2 separate regions of the Homo sapiens genome follow, and region 2 is linked to region 1. The links are chromatin contacts, found by Hi-C or POLR2A ChIA-PET in ENCODE. All regions are on one chromosome and are shown on one strand. The core of a region is the stretch at or near the end of the contact, and the rest is flanking DNA. Distances in the headings are between cores, read along the strand shown. Region 1 holds the start of SKIC8 (SKI8 subunit of superkiller complex). Region 2 overlaps IDH3A (isocitrate dehydrogenase (NAD(+)) 3 catalytic subunit alpha).

What was found. A loop is a pair of places that touch in the nucleus more often than their neighbours do. ChIA-PET counts read pairs that join two places held with the same protein, here RNA polymerase II (POLR2A). Pooled maps may share reads with other maps.
Region 2: a loop to region 1 is called in a pooled map, with 4 times the contacts of the local background. The contact joins the enhancer-like site here to the promoter of SKIC8 in region 1. A Hi-C loop is called at or near these places in 7 of 50 pooled maps. POLR2A ChIA-PET finds 5 or more read pairs at or near these places in 7 of 52 experiments (GM12878, HEK293, HEK293T and 4 more).

Annotation. Positions count from the first base shown.
Region 1 is chr15:78,296,936-78,304,080 of GRCh38, reverse strand. It overlaps SKIC8 (SKI8 subunit of superkiller complex), which reads left to right and starts at 4,472. Exons shown (of 11, transcript NM_025234.3): 1 at 4,472-4,519. RefSeq lists enhancers at 4,075-4,164, 3,340-4,306, 4,405-4,754, 4,307-5,274.
Region 2 is chr15:78,168,868-78,176,012 of GRCh38, reverse strand. IDH3A (isocitrate dehydrogenase (NAD(+)) 3 catalytic subunit alpha) reads right to left here. Exons shown (of 11, transcript NM_005530.3): 11 at 4,068-7,091. The coding sequence ends at 7,008. ACSBG1 (acyl-CoA synthetase bubblegum family member 1) reads left to right here. Exons shown (of 14, transcript NM_015162.5): 12 at 1,489-1,628; 13 at 2,174-2,420; 14 at 4,484-7,145. The coding sequence ends at 4,569. Among named protein-coding and RNA genes, the nearest start is that of IDH3A, 23 kb to the right of the region's middle. Within about 2 kb of position 4,517, at least 5 of the 41 ENCODE cell types and tissues checked have a DNase peak (open chromatin) inside an H3K27ac peak, as active enhancers do; they include GM12878, where a contact is called at or near this core.

The DNA of each region.
Region 1 (7,145 bases), core at 3,223-5,722:
TGGGGTCCTTTCTGGGGTCCACGAGGGTGCAGGCTGCAGAGACCCTCTGGGTCCTGCACCTAGGAGGGCAGATCTTGCCTGCTCCCAGCCCCCTCCAAGAGCACCGGGAGGCTCGGATCCACAGCCGCTGTTTGGGCAGTTGTAGCCCCGCCCAGGAGGGTGGCGACCCTGCCTGCTCCGTAAAGCAGGAGGCCTGGATCTGCAACTGCTGTTTGGGCGGCTGCAGCAGCACCTGGGGAGCTCTCCCCAACTCAGAAGGGGGAGGCATCCACCAGCATGCAGCCCCAGCTGTGCCTCCCTGCCGCAGCCCGGTGATGGCAGCAGCTACTGCAACAATAGTGTAAACAGTGGCCGGGCGCGGTGGCTCACGCCTGTAATCCCAGCACTTCGGGAGGCCAAGGCAGGTGGATCACGAGGTCAGGAGATCGAGACCATCCTGGCTAACACAGTGAAACCCCGTCTCTACTAAAAAAAACACAAAAGAAAATTAGCCGGGCGTGGTCGCGGGGGCCTGCAGTCCCAGCTACTCAGGAGGCTGAGGCAGGAGAATGGCGTGAACCCAGGAGGCGGAGCTTGCAGTGTGCCGGGATCGCGTCACTGCACTCCAGCCTGGGCGACAGAGCGAGACTCTGTCTCAAAAAAAAAAAAAAAAAAAGGGTAAACATTTTGAACTGTATGCATTATTATATCAAGGAGTAGCATATCTTGCATGAATGCTCTCTTTTGTGTCTAGGTATTCTAAACACTCTTAATGTGAAAATGAAGTGCATGTAGCAAAAACCTTTTATTATAAGAAACTTTACAACACTTGTGAAAAAAATTAAATTTGGTTTGTGCACAGTGTAACCTTTCTCCAGATATTGTCCAAAATTACACACGCACAAACCGTTCACCCTAATTAGGCGTTGGCCTCAACCTAAACATCTGGGACTGTTATCTATTAAACTGCTGCCAGAATCTTACATCCAGTTACCTCCACTTTCTAGAACATATTCTCTAATAATGCCATAGAAACCAATTTCTACTCCATACTGATGTTTTTTTGCAACAGCAATTAAAATTTTTTCTTCCAAAAAACCCCATTGTTCTGGGACAGGATTCATTGGTTTCATCAGATGCCTGAGACGTCCACAGTGTAAAAAAGGCCAATTATTCTAGCTTTATAGTCCCAATGCTAAGGTCATGCCAATGATCCCATATGTCTGGCCCTCTGGGGGAATGTGGTGAAAGTAGGTACTTAATACATCCTTTTTGAATGAATGGTTTGGAGTTCTTGTCATAATTATAGAATTATAAAGCTGGAAAGTCTTTAGAAAGTCTTTATTACAATGATTTTCAAAGTGTTTGGCCATGACTCATAGCAAGAAATGGATTTTCACTTGTGACCCAGTAACCGCATGGGTGAAACAGTTTTTATAAAACATGATGTAACTTTACTATGTATGATGCACTCTTATATCTTCTATTCTACTTCTTTCTTAATGTATTCCATTTCTCTTTTTTGAGATGATTAATTGAATTTTTATCCAAAACAACTGGCTTCAATTGAAAATTATTAGTAGCAGATTTGGGAGCAAGTAAACAGAAATGGAAAGCCTTAGTATTTGGCTTAATTATTCTAAAAGCACACTGATCACATTTATGCTTTTTTAATTTTAAATTTTAATTAAATTTTAAGTTAAAAGGCATAAATGTGATCAGTGTGCTTTTAGAATAATTTGAAGGTGGGGTATTTAAAGTTAATGTGTAGAAAAGAAAAAAAACCTTACATAACCCCAGATCACACAAATTAAAATTCACTTAGTCATACAGTTGTGAGCACTTTTGACAGCCAAAATTTCACCCTTCTTAAAGTAGGAGTCTTTCAAAAATACTTCTTCATATTCAAAAGCTAAAAGTTAGAGTGAAGATGGCCCAATTATCTCGGTGTGGGAGAGGTTACATAATAATCTATTTCCAAAACCCACAAAAACCCGTAAATGTCACCAACAAAAACAAAGCAGCAGATTGGCCAAAACTAAGGCAACTGGTTATACAGGAAGGCAGCAGGTCACTCATTTAACTGCTAAAAGCCATTGCTTTGTAGTACTAATGTTAATTCCTTTCCACACTTCAGGAACCCACATCCCAGCCATTGCAGGGTCAGTTTCTGTGTATTTAGCTCTGTGGAATGTGCCCGAACACCAGTCAGCACTTAAGTCAATCTAAGTTTGAAAATCAGCTCACTGGCTTCATGATATAATTTGTACATTCTTCCTTAGCTTCAGGGGCACATGCCTGACCCTGGTCCAATAGATCCAGAATGGTTACAAGGATATCTTGACTTATAAGAGATGCCACATAAGAATTTTGACAATTCAGTCTTGAAGTCTGCTCACTTTGACCCAAACTTTTTAAGCCAGTGACATGCAGAGGGTCCACTGGGGCTGGATGAAATTTCTATGGACAGAGATGTCACAGAGCTGGGAAGGAGAGAAATAGCTCTCCAGTCAATGTGACTGAGAAAAATTAGTCATATCACTCTGAAACATGTGAACTTGAGGGTTAAGGATGCTGGCATGCAGGGAAGTCATGTGTGCAGCAGAAGAGCTGCAGGATGTCTTCTCTTTTGTGTTAATGTGAGATTACTGAGGACAAGAGAATAGGTCCTGGGAGATGTGGGTGTATTTGCCAATTTCTCACCACACATAGCCTCCTCAAAAAGCCCCCAAAGATGGCCAGGTGCAGTGGCTCATGCCTGTAATCCCAGCAACTTGGGAGGCAGAGGTGGGTGGAGCACCTGAGGTCAGGAGTTTGAGACCAGCCTGGCCAACATGGTGAAACCCCGTCTCTACTAAAAAAAAAAATACAAAAAAAAATTAGCCGGGTGTGGTGGTGGGTGCCTGTAGTCCCAGCTACTGGGGAGGCTGAGGCAGGAGAATCACTTGAACCCAGGAGGCAGAAGTTGTAGTGAGCCGAGATTGCGCCACTGCACTCCAGCCTGGGTGACACAGCAAGACTCAGTCTCAAAAGAAAAAAAAGCCCCCAAAGATGAACTTCACCTAGTTGTAAGTGGTCTAATAGTCCTCCGTCTCTCTCTCTATATATATATTTGAACTTCAAAACTAGTTTTTTCGAAAAATATTTTTTAGAGCCAGGGTCTCACTCTGTCACCCAGGCTACAGTGCAGTGGCCCAATCATAGCTCACTGCAGCCTCAAACTCCTGGGCTCAAGTGATCCTCACTTCTGCCTCCTGAGCAGCTGGGTCTACACGTGCACACCACTGCGTCTGTAACTTTAAAATTTTTTGTAGAGATTGGGTCTCGCCATGTTGCCCATACTGGTCTTGAAATCACGGCCAGAAGCAATCCTCCCCCCTTGGCCTCCCAAAGTGCTGGGATTACAGGAGTGAGCCACCACATCTGAGCCACAGGGCGGCCTCCATAATGGGGCATGAGCCTCTTCCCATCTTTTTTTGTTGTTGTTATTCGAGACAGTCTCACTCTGTTGCCCAGGCTGGAGTGCAGTGGTGTGATCTGTGCTCACTGCAACTTCTGCCTCCAGGGTTCAAGCGATTCTCCTGCCTCAGCCTCCCAAGTAGCTGGGATTACGGGCACATGCCACCACACCCGGCTAATTTTGTTTTTGTTTCTGTTTTTTTTTTTTTTACTTGAGACGGGGTTTCACCATATTGGCCAGGTTGATTTCAAAACTCCTAACCTCAAGTGATCCACCCACTCCGACTCCCAAAATGCTGGGATTACAGGCATGAGCCACCACACCCAGCCCCATCTCTTTTTTTTTTTTTGAGACGGGGTCTAGTTCTGTTCCCCAGGCTGGAGTGCAGTGGCGTCATCACGGCTCAATGTAGCCTCAACCTCCAGGGCTTAAGCGATCCTCCTGCCTCAGCCTCCCAAGTAACTGGAACTACAGGCATGTGCTAATTGTTTTTATTTTTAGTAGACACGAGGTCTCTCGCTATGTTGCCCAGGCTGGTCTGGAAACCCAGAGCTCAAGCAAGCCTCTCACCTCGGCTCCCAAAGTCCTGGGATTACAGACGTGAGCTACTCTGCCTGGCCCTCAAAAAAAAAAAAAAAAAAAGTCAGTTGACAACCTATTAAACTGATATCTGTCACGTTAATGGGTCATGACTAGCAGTTTGAAAGACAAAGCTCGATTTCACTGAATTTATTTCAGCAACAGAAGTTATTAGCTTTAGTCCAATCTCAAAAGTACAAAATGAAATTGCAACACAAACCTCTAAACCTGCAGTTGCCGGAAGCTAAACGTCTGCGCTTCCGGAAGCAAATTTCCAACTACCACTCCTCTGGAAGCAGGACCTGGCTTCCTCCCTCCTCTCTCCGCCCACCCTCGTCGGCGTCTGCCCCGCGCCCGCCATAGCGACGGCAACGGGCGCTGCGGAGTGCTCCGAGCCGTGAGGGCGGGGCCGGCGCGATGCCCCGCCCCTTCGATAGCTCATCTTTGCGCGTCGCAGTCGCGCGGAGCCCGGCTTCCGACGTGCAGCCTGGCAGTGCAGTGGTGAGTTGGAGCGCAGGGCCGTTGGGGATTGGGGTCATTAGGGCCGTTGACAGTCCAGGCCAGAGGGCGAGTGAGCGAGGTTGGGCCCGAGGCTGCCTGTAAGCAGGTCCGTTCAGGGATGCTCCAGGCCCTGGGGCCTGAGGGTGGCTTCCATGGCTCCATTTGCCCTGGCTGTTCCTCGGTGTACGGGGCCTGAGGGGAGTGGGGGAGGCCCGTGGGTGGCCTCCTTTTGCGTCCTGAGAATGTTCTGGGCAGTATCGAGATTAGGGCTGGTTTCTCTGCGGAGGAGATCATTTATCCGTAGCTGGGAGGGCTGTATTAACCGAAGTTTTCCAGTAGTGGGCCACGCTGTCTTAGGTAGCGTGCTGGACAGATACAGACATCACTGGACGGGTACAGACAGAGGCTGGGTTCGCTTTACGCCAAGTACCGTGCAATACTGTGGGCTGTTGACTTGCCTGAGTAGTTTCATAGAGGCATCTGTAGTGTTCCTTGGAAACACTGAGTCAGTGATGAATTCTGCCTAGGAAATTTAGGGAAAAGTTTCCCAAAGAGAGAAGATGGCAAGAGAGGGCTAAGGTCTAAAGTCTCTTAGCTCTGACCTTCATAAGACCCTGAAGTAAGAGGTAGTGTATCTTGGTAGCCTATACTATAGCTTGTATCCACCTTTTAGTGTCCCTTGGGGAAGCTTCCTTAACCGCTTCTAAGCCTCCCTTTTCTTACTAGAAAAGTGGAACTGATAATAAAAAAATAGTAGTTCCCCCCTTATCTGCGGGGTGTACGTTCCAGTGGATGTCTGAAATCTTGGATAGTGAAGGACCCTGACTGACTTACCGTGGTTTGACTTACAATTTTTCAACTTTACATAGGTTTATTGGGAAGTAACCCCATTGTAAGTTGAGGAGCATCTATACTGTGTTTTTTCTCATACAGATTACACATACATACCTGTGATTACTTAGTTTAATTCGTAAATTAGGCACAATAAGAGAATAACAACAATAATAATAAAATAGAATTATAACAGTGTAATAAAATGTATGTGAATGTGGTCTCTCTCAAAATATCTTACTGCACTCTACTCACCTATTTTTGGACTACGGTTGACCTCTGGAACTGTGGAAATCAAAACCTCAGCTAAAGAACTACTGTACCTAGTAAGCGGGGTTATGAGGTTTCAGTGAGCTAAATCTTTGTGTATTACTTAAAATAGGACCGGATTCATTGTACATCCTCAAATGTGCACTCATTGATAGAATCACACCCTTGTCTTTTGGAGCCCGGGTTTTTGGAAGCTGGCTTACCGCAAGCCTTCCTCCTTTTTTTGTTTCTATCCATTGCCAAATGTGAGGCCCAGAATGACAGGGAAGAGGACAAGCCTGTGCTTCAGCAGGCAGAAGGCTGTGCTGAAGCAGAGGTTGAATACCATTCCCATTAGCCAAACTGGCTTGAGCACTTTCCTGTCTTTCCTACCCTGGGCAGAAAGAACCCTGTTCATGGGTCACAAATGAATAAAACACTACCAACCTGTCTGTAATCCCAGCACTTTGGAAGGCCAAGACAAGAGGATCGTTTGAGGCCAGGAGTTTGATACCAGCCTGGGCAACATAATGAGAACTTGTCTTTACAAAACCAAAACAAAACACTACCAATTTGAGATCTTCATAGGCAAGGATTAGTTATAAATTGTTTGTTTGTTTGATTTCCTGTTATTGGAAAACCTTCGGCAGCTTTTTAGGCTGGCAGATTTAAAGAAAGTAACCTGAACCTGGATGCCTTAACTGTGTGGTCCCTTAAACTGCCAATGGGTAGAATTGCGAGGGCCGTGAACTTGGCTGAGAGGAAAAATTGCATCTTTATGTTTCCTAACCTCCAACTGAAATTTAGCATTTTCTTCCACTGTGAATGTAGGCAACAAATCACATTATTAGCAGTGTGACTTTGTTATGAATATAAATTATAGATATTTTCATATCATGATATTGTGTAAGCTCATTGCAACTTCGAAATTATGGTAGTTATTAAATTTGCTTCTAGATCACATATATAATGTGTCAGTAAAGAAGCACATATGTTTTTGTATTTTGATAAAATTTTAGCATACAGTCTATCCTCATTATTTGTGGATTCTGTATTTATGAATTCACCTACTTACTAAAATTTGTCTGTAGCCCTCAAATTAATACTTACAATGCTTTTGTGGTCTTTGGAAGACATGACATTTTTTCACGTGAAAAATTTTAGTTGCCTGATGCACATGTTCTCAACTGAAGTCAAACAAGGTGACACTGCCTTCTTGTCAACTCTCATATTGTAAGCAAATGTCATTTTTGCAGTCTTTGGTGCTACATTTTTCTCATCTTTGTGCTTTTTGTCGGTGATTCCACTGTTTGAGATAGCCCCCAAGCATAGTGCTGAGGTGCTTCTAAATGCAAGAAGATTGTGATTTGTCTTATGGAGAAAATATGTGTGTTAGATAAGCTTTGTTTAGGCATGAGTTCAGTATTAATGAATTACTAATGTATATTCAGTAAGTGCCTTTAAACATAAACACACATAAAACATGATTATGTATTGATTGGTTGACAAGAATGTGCCCAGAGGCTTTCAGGAACCTGTTTCCCCA
Region 2 (7,145 bases), core at 3,268-5,767, 130 kb after region 1:
AAAGAAGTTCCTTTCTAGCCTTAGTTTGCTAAGGGTTTTTTTTAATCATTTACTAATGGTAAAAGATGCTGGTAAGAATGCAGAGGGCCGTAGTGAGGAGAAAAGGGCAGGAATGAGGTAGCAATGATGAGGCATATTTTGGGGAGGCTGGGTTTTTGTCTTCCCACATTTCCAGAGTCTGTCTTCTCCTCTTCACCTGACTTCTGCTGTCCTAGACAAACCCTGATCATATAGACACTTGCCATGGATTCCTCTCTAGCCAGCCTGTCCCTGAATAACCACTCTTCACCCCAGCTACCAGAGTACCCTAAAACTTTGATCTCACACCATTCAGTAATTCCCAGCTGCCTGCACACAATCCAGCTCCTGAGCCAGCACTGGAGGCCTCTAAGATCTTCCCTGCTCCTCTCCAGCCTCTGTCTCACTTGCTACCTGCAGTTCCCTTAAGGCCTGTGAGCTTCAGCTTCTGTCCTGCCCTCTGCCTGCCAACTCCCGTTCATGTTTAGCATGCAGCTGGGCCTGGTGCCTCCCTGCCCTGGCCCTGCAGCCCCTGTGCCTCCCTCTGTCTCACTGCCCCGCTGCACTGTGGGCTCCTTGCAGCCATGGGCAGCCTTGTTCTATTCTGTGCCTGATGTCAGCACAGGACCTGTGCACAGAATGTGACCAATTAATCTTTTTTGAATTAGATAGAAATGAGGGACAGGAGTACAGTCTCACTAAAATTAGTCAATGTACATTCGTTAAATTTATTTTATTGAATTTATTGCCATCTAGCCTAGAAGTAAGCCATCAGTACTATCAGACAACAGCAGGCTAGGGCACTGAGTGCCTGGCAGTCTGTTGGACAGAAGGAAAGAAGGGGAGAGGACCTTCCAGGGAGAAGGGTACAAGCAAGGGGAGAGCCATCCTAGCAGGGCAGGTGAGAGCATGGGCTCTGGAAATGGACTGGATTTAAAACCTTAGCTCTGCCACTTATTAGCATGTGAGCTTGGACAAGTTACTGAACGTCTCTGTGCCTCAGTTTCCTCATCTGCAAAACAATAAGAGTGTCTGCTTCATTATTGGTTTATTGTGACAGTTAAATGAATTACTGCATGTGAAGTGCTTAGCATGGTGGTGAGTGCTGTGTGAGTGACAGGGATGGTAGTTATTAAGCAAAGGCAGGGAAGGGAAATGACACGGGCTATTTGGGGGCAGGAACTGGGACTGGCAGAAGGGGGCCATGGATGAGATGTCTGAGCAGGCTGAGTCGTGGATGACAAGCCGAGGAGAGGGAAACTTGGGTGAGCATTTGTCGTCGGGGTGCTGCCACCAGCCCCCAAGCAGGTGTGAGTTGCTTTGGAGGGCCTGCCACTGCTTCTTGGCTCCCAGAAAGGGGGCATCTCCAGCTGTGCTGAGGCTTCCGGGTTGTGGTTGAGGCTTGGGTTGTGGTTCAGCTGGGGCACCTGGACTACATTCTGTGCCGGGGGCCTGGCCTTGCCTCCCCAGAATTAATCATCACAGCTGGTGGGGAGAATGTGCCCCCTGTGCCCATCGAGGAGGCCGTGAAGATGGAGCTGCCCATCATCAGCAACGCCATGCTCATTGGGGACCAGAGGAAGTTCCTGTCCATGCTGCTCACCTTGAAGGTGTGTCTGGGGGGCTCCAGCTCAGAAGGAGCAGCCAGTGAGGGGGTCTGTGGGTCTGGCTGGCAGAAGCCACATTCAGCACAGGGCACATCCAGATCTCATGGCTTCATTCTGGAATGACTCAAGTCCGTGCTGCCTGCACTGTAGGAAAAACTGTGGCACGTGGAAATTCCTTCTGTCCCACATAAGCCACCGTGATGATCCTTTACATGTTACTGGCACTTTCCCGTCTACAAAGTGCTGCTGCCCTCCCTCATTGCTCTCTGCAGGTACTTGGACCCCAGGGTGGTAGACAGGCAGGAGTTACCGTCCCTGCTTTACAGACAATGACGTCACTGACCGAGCTCTTCTAATTCTCAGATCACTGCTCCTTCCACAATAACACGAGGCTCAACACAGTAGCAGCTACTCATTCTAGAACCGTCTCTTTGAAACAGAGCTCACATGATTCACACCCTTGCCGACAGCAGTAAGACCTCCTCCAGGACCAGGGCTTACGTCTTGTTGGGTAAGGCTTGGTCCTCATCTGATCTCTGGCTTTTCAGTGCACTCTGGACCCAGACACCTCTGACCAGACTGATAATCTGACTGAACAAGCTATGGAGTTCTGCCAGAGGGTGGGCAGCAGAGCCACCACAGTGTCCGAGATCATAGAGAAGAAGGATGAGGCCGTGTACCAGGCCATCGAAGAGGGGATCCGGAGGGTCAACATGAACGCGGCGGCCCGGCCCTACCACATCCAGAAGTGGGCCATTCTCGAGAGAGACTTCTCCATTTCGGGTGGAGAGTTGGGTAGGTTTTTCCTTTTCACCATTGCAAGGGCTGTGTGGGAAGGCAGAGGCCATGGCAGTGCCTAGGAGGTGCCTGTTAGGAAGCAGCCACGGCAAAGAGAAGGTCATGGCAGGAATCTGGGTGACACCCATCTACTTCCTGTTAGAGGACATTGATGGCTCCATGCATGGGCTTGTGGTTATGTGGAGTCTGTTGAATGTATAAGATATGTGCTAGAACTTCCTTTTTTTTTTTTTTTTTTTTTTTTTGAGATGGAGTCTCGCTGTGTCACCCAGGCTAGAGAGCAATGGCACGACCTTGGCTCACTGCAACCTGCACCTCGCGGGTTCAAGTGATTCTCCTGCCTCAGCCTCCCGAGTAGCTGGGATTACAGGCATGGGCCACCATGCCCGGCTAATTTTGTATTTTTAGTAGAGACATGGTTTCTCCATGTTGGTCAGGCTGGTCTCGAACTCCCGACCTCAGGTGATCCGCCCGCCTCGGCCTCCCAAAGTGCTGGGATTACAGGCGTGAGCCACTGCGCCCAGCTGATATGTGCTAGAACTTTCTAATCTGAACATGACATTTAACTTGGCCTTGACTATGGGACTGTTTTCTCCGAAAATCACAATGGAACTACCAGGCCAACACCAAGGCCCTGCTAGTGTTCAGCCTGGAGTCACGTGGTTCTAGGGGTGAGAGTACTGTGATCTTCCGGAAAGTCAGCTTGTGTGACAAAGGGATAAGGCTGTTCCGGACCACTGCCCACAGAACCAGGAGAGGGCTCTGGTGCAGCCTCAGCTGAAGTCACTCTTGGCTGTAGCCAAGAGATGTTCATGGGATGTTCATAGAACAGGAGAGGTAGAAATGGTTATGCCAGTGTGATTCCCTCAAATCCATCACGGCTGAACCCAGATGCAATTGTCTACAGCAAAGCTGAGCTGCAATCAGAGACCTTGAGCTTATCTGGCTGTCTGCTGCCAGCATATTGAACGCAAGGTCAGAGAGACAGAAGATGTCTTCACTAAGCAGTTAATATAATGACTTTAACACAGAAAGTTTCCAGTTACACAGTCAAGAGTGAGTTAGGCACTTTAAGCTACCCAGGACCTCAAATCAGAGCTCTTTCAAACTTGCTTTTGGGGGATAAATCAAGGTTAAGAAAAGTAATTAGGGGAAGACCTCTCATAAAGACCATGGCAGAGGCTCCCCATAACCTGGGCTTCCCCTACCCCCATCACAACCATCAAAGCATAATGTCCAACGTTGTATAAACGTTCACAAAAATGCAGAGATGATGTGTACTAGCTATCTAATACATTGCTGTGTAACAAATGACCCCAAAAATGTAGCAGCCTAAAGCAGTAAACATTTATTATCCACATTTCTATGGGTCAAGAATCCAGGAACAGCTTAGCTGAGTGGTTCTGGCTTGGGTCTCACGGGATTACAGTCAATGTGAGCTGGGTGCAGTCACTTGCAGCTGAGGCTCACCTCCGCGCTCACTTACGTGGCTGTCGGCAGGCCTCAGCTCCTTGCTGTCTGCTGGCCAGAAACATCCGTGTGTGGCCAGTGGGCCTCTCATGGGCTGTGTATCCTCACAACATGGCAGCCGGCTTGCCCAGGAAGAATGGTCCAAGAGAAAGCCCAAGACAGAAACCTAGTCTATTTTTTAATTGCTTCAACAATTTATTCATTCAAGAGATGGAACAAATAAATCCATTTCAGAGAAAATGGACTGAGGGTCAAAACTGGGTACAGGTCAAGGAAAAGGCAGATGTAGCTTACACTACTTTCCTATGTGTATAAAAGAAACTGATCTTTTATAACCTATTCTCAGAGGTGACATACCAACCCTTCATCTATACTCCACTGGCCACAACCAGTGGTATAACACAGGAGACTACACACAAGCCATATGAATACCAGGAGCGATCACTGTCTTGGAGGCTGGCTACTGACGGTCCTGATTATCTGGCTTAATTCCTGAGTTATATATAGGACTGAGTGTGAGTCTTTACCACACACATTCTCAGAGTTCTCAGAGCCTGGGCCTCACTCATTTCTTCTCATTTCCCTTTTAGGTCCCACGATGAAACTGAAACGGCTCACAGTTTTGGAGAAGTACAAAGGTATCATTGACTCCTTTTACCAAGAGCAAAAAATGTAATCAGGGCCTATGCCTGCAGTTTCTATAGAATAGAGGGCAGGCGTTCCGAGCCTCTTCCTGAGCCCCAGGTCTCTTCAGTCTGGGCACAGGCATTTCTGCCAAGTCTGTTAGATCTCCAGGTCAGGGCACAGCACTGGCTCTACATTTACCAGGTCTTACGCCAACAATAGCTGACAATTCCAAGAAGCTTCACGTGTGGGTAGTTTTAATTCAGTTTAAGTATTGCTTTTTGTTCAGGTGACAAATGAGATCAGCTCTCCTTCCAGAACGAAAGGGCTGATAATTTTTGGCCTTAGTTCCAGGTAGATTAAAAAGCTGCTAGCTCACATACAGGACAGCCAGCAGTAGGCTGTGGAGCGGGTAGGAGAGAGATGGCTGATACTGCTCACGTGCGCTGCAGGAAAAGCAATCAGTCACAACTCACCTAGCGACCTGACTTACTCTGGAATCTTGGCGGGCATCGCCGACCCTATTATTCCATTACCAGGCACTCCGCCACCCACATGCCAACTGACTTGATGCTTAATAAAACTGCTGCTGCCTGTTTGATTCTATTTAATGTATAATTTGAATATTAAACCTTTTAACAGAACTGTCAACAAGGACCTGATTTTTTTTGTCAATTGAGCAGGTGGGACCAGTGCAGAGAGTAGTGGGCATTTAACTCACAGGACTGTGCACAGCGGGCATGCGAGTGACCATTAGTGCCCTGGAATAAACAAAGGTGCAGGATGGGGTCAAGTGGCGCATTCTCATAAAAGCAGCCAGCTCTACGTTAGCCTGTCGCCACCAGACCACCCCACTTCCATTCTGAATACGGGAAGCAGCCATTCTCAGTAGCAAGCTGAGCCAAAATGACCGAAGGCATCTGAACAGGAAACAGGTAGAGAAAGCAAACATCTCAGTTTTGGAATTCTTTATTACTTTGAACCCAAGAGCCACTGATAACTGGCACAATCCAATGAAACAGAGGAAGCAGCAGCTTAAACAAAGGAAAATACATTTAAGATTATAAGTCTGGGGGGGCGGTTACAAGCTTAAAAAGTGACCCAGACAGGGATATCATTGCTAAAAAAAAAAAAATCCCCTTGTGACCTGGGTACATTTTGCAAAGCCACAGGTTTGCAATGTTACACAAGGGCCAAAGGAGGCCATGAGTTGTCTTTGGTTGTGGGGACAGAGGGTAACTGTTCATGAAAATAGTGAGTGTCTGAAGATTAAGAAAATCATGCTGCAGCAGAGGAGAAGGGAGAGGAAGACAGGAAGGGAAAGGAGATGCCTGAGGGTCAAAAGCTGAGCCCAAGCCTAAGCCCAAGCTCAAGCTCAAGCCCCAGCATGGCATAATTTTGTGAATTAACTCAGGCTGAGTTGCCTCCAGTCTTTGGAATGTCATCTTATACTGGTACTGCTGAGGCAGAGGGCAGTAATTGGTGCTTTGGGATAGGAGAAGGGGCAGTTGCTGAAATACAAAATTAATAGCATCCCAAGTTCCTCAATTGCAGCCAAAATACATGTGTTCGGGCCTTTCGGCAGTATCGCCCCCAGAACTACCTGCTGTAGTGTGGTCCATTCCCAGACAGCAACATGCAAGAATAAGTTTACAATACACTCAGCCCTTCTGGCTTCAGATCAGGGGCTCAGAGGCTGTGACAACTCATGATGCTGAAAATGTATCCAGTGAAAATGAAGTACTAGCTCTCTGCTTCATTAAAAGCTCTTGGAAAGAATATTAAATCTCAAGACAACAAAATAATTGAACACACAATACATTTGTGTCTTTGTATCCAATATATTACCTTTGTCTTATTAACAAAAATTATATCTCTCATTATATATTTCTTGGATCTGAAGTTTTTATTCACACTCAGTAATTTCTGTAAAGGACAAATCTGTCTCTATTTTCCATATCATTTAGAAATATACCACATTCACTCTTTTTGATGTGAACTTTCCCAGGAAAATTCTCTTGTGCCCATTTAGTTTTAGAAGAGTGTCATTTTGTGCTATTATGTCAATATCCTGTTTTATTTCCATTATGTTTTTCAAAAACCGAAGAAAATAAGGTTTTTCTTAAAAAGTTAGACATTTTCTCTTGTTAATTCTGTATCCTGTTATTTACAGCTGAAGAGAAACTATTTTAACTTAAGTGTAAAATGGTTTAGAATAGCAAATGATACAGTCCACTCAGAGTTTACAAAAAAAACATTTACCAGGTAGACACTTAATAAATAAAACAAGCACTTGGAAAAAGTTCTTTGAAAACAGACCTAGGGACATCCACCTGCATCTTTTGCACAGATTTTGTTAAGAAAAGGCCAGATCTAAAAATGTACTGTCAAGAAACAAGCAAACCAATGCATACATACGTAGGTATTCTAAACAGAGGTTCATGTGGTGTCCATTTAGAGTGACTGATGTAAATGCCAGTTGTAGAAGTGTTAATCTAAATCTTTTACTCGGCGACAGATTTCCTCTGTGAAGTCTGAGCATTTTGCATTGCCTCCCAAATCTTTTGTCAAGCTCTGAGAAAAGGAAAAAGCAAAAATAAAAGATGTATCCGCAAACTAAACTAAACC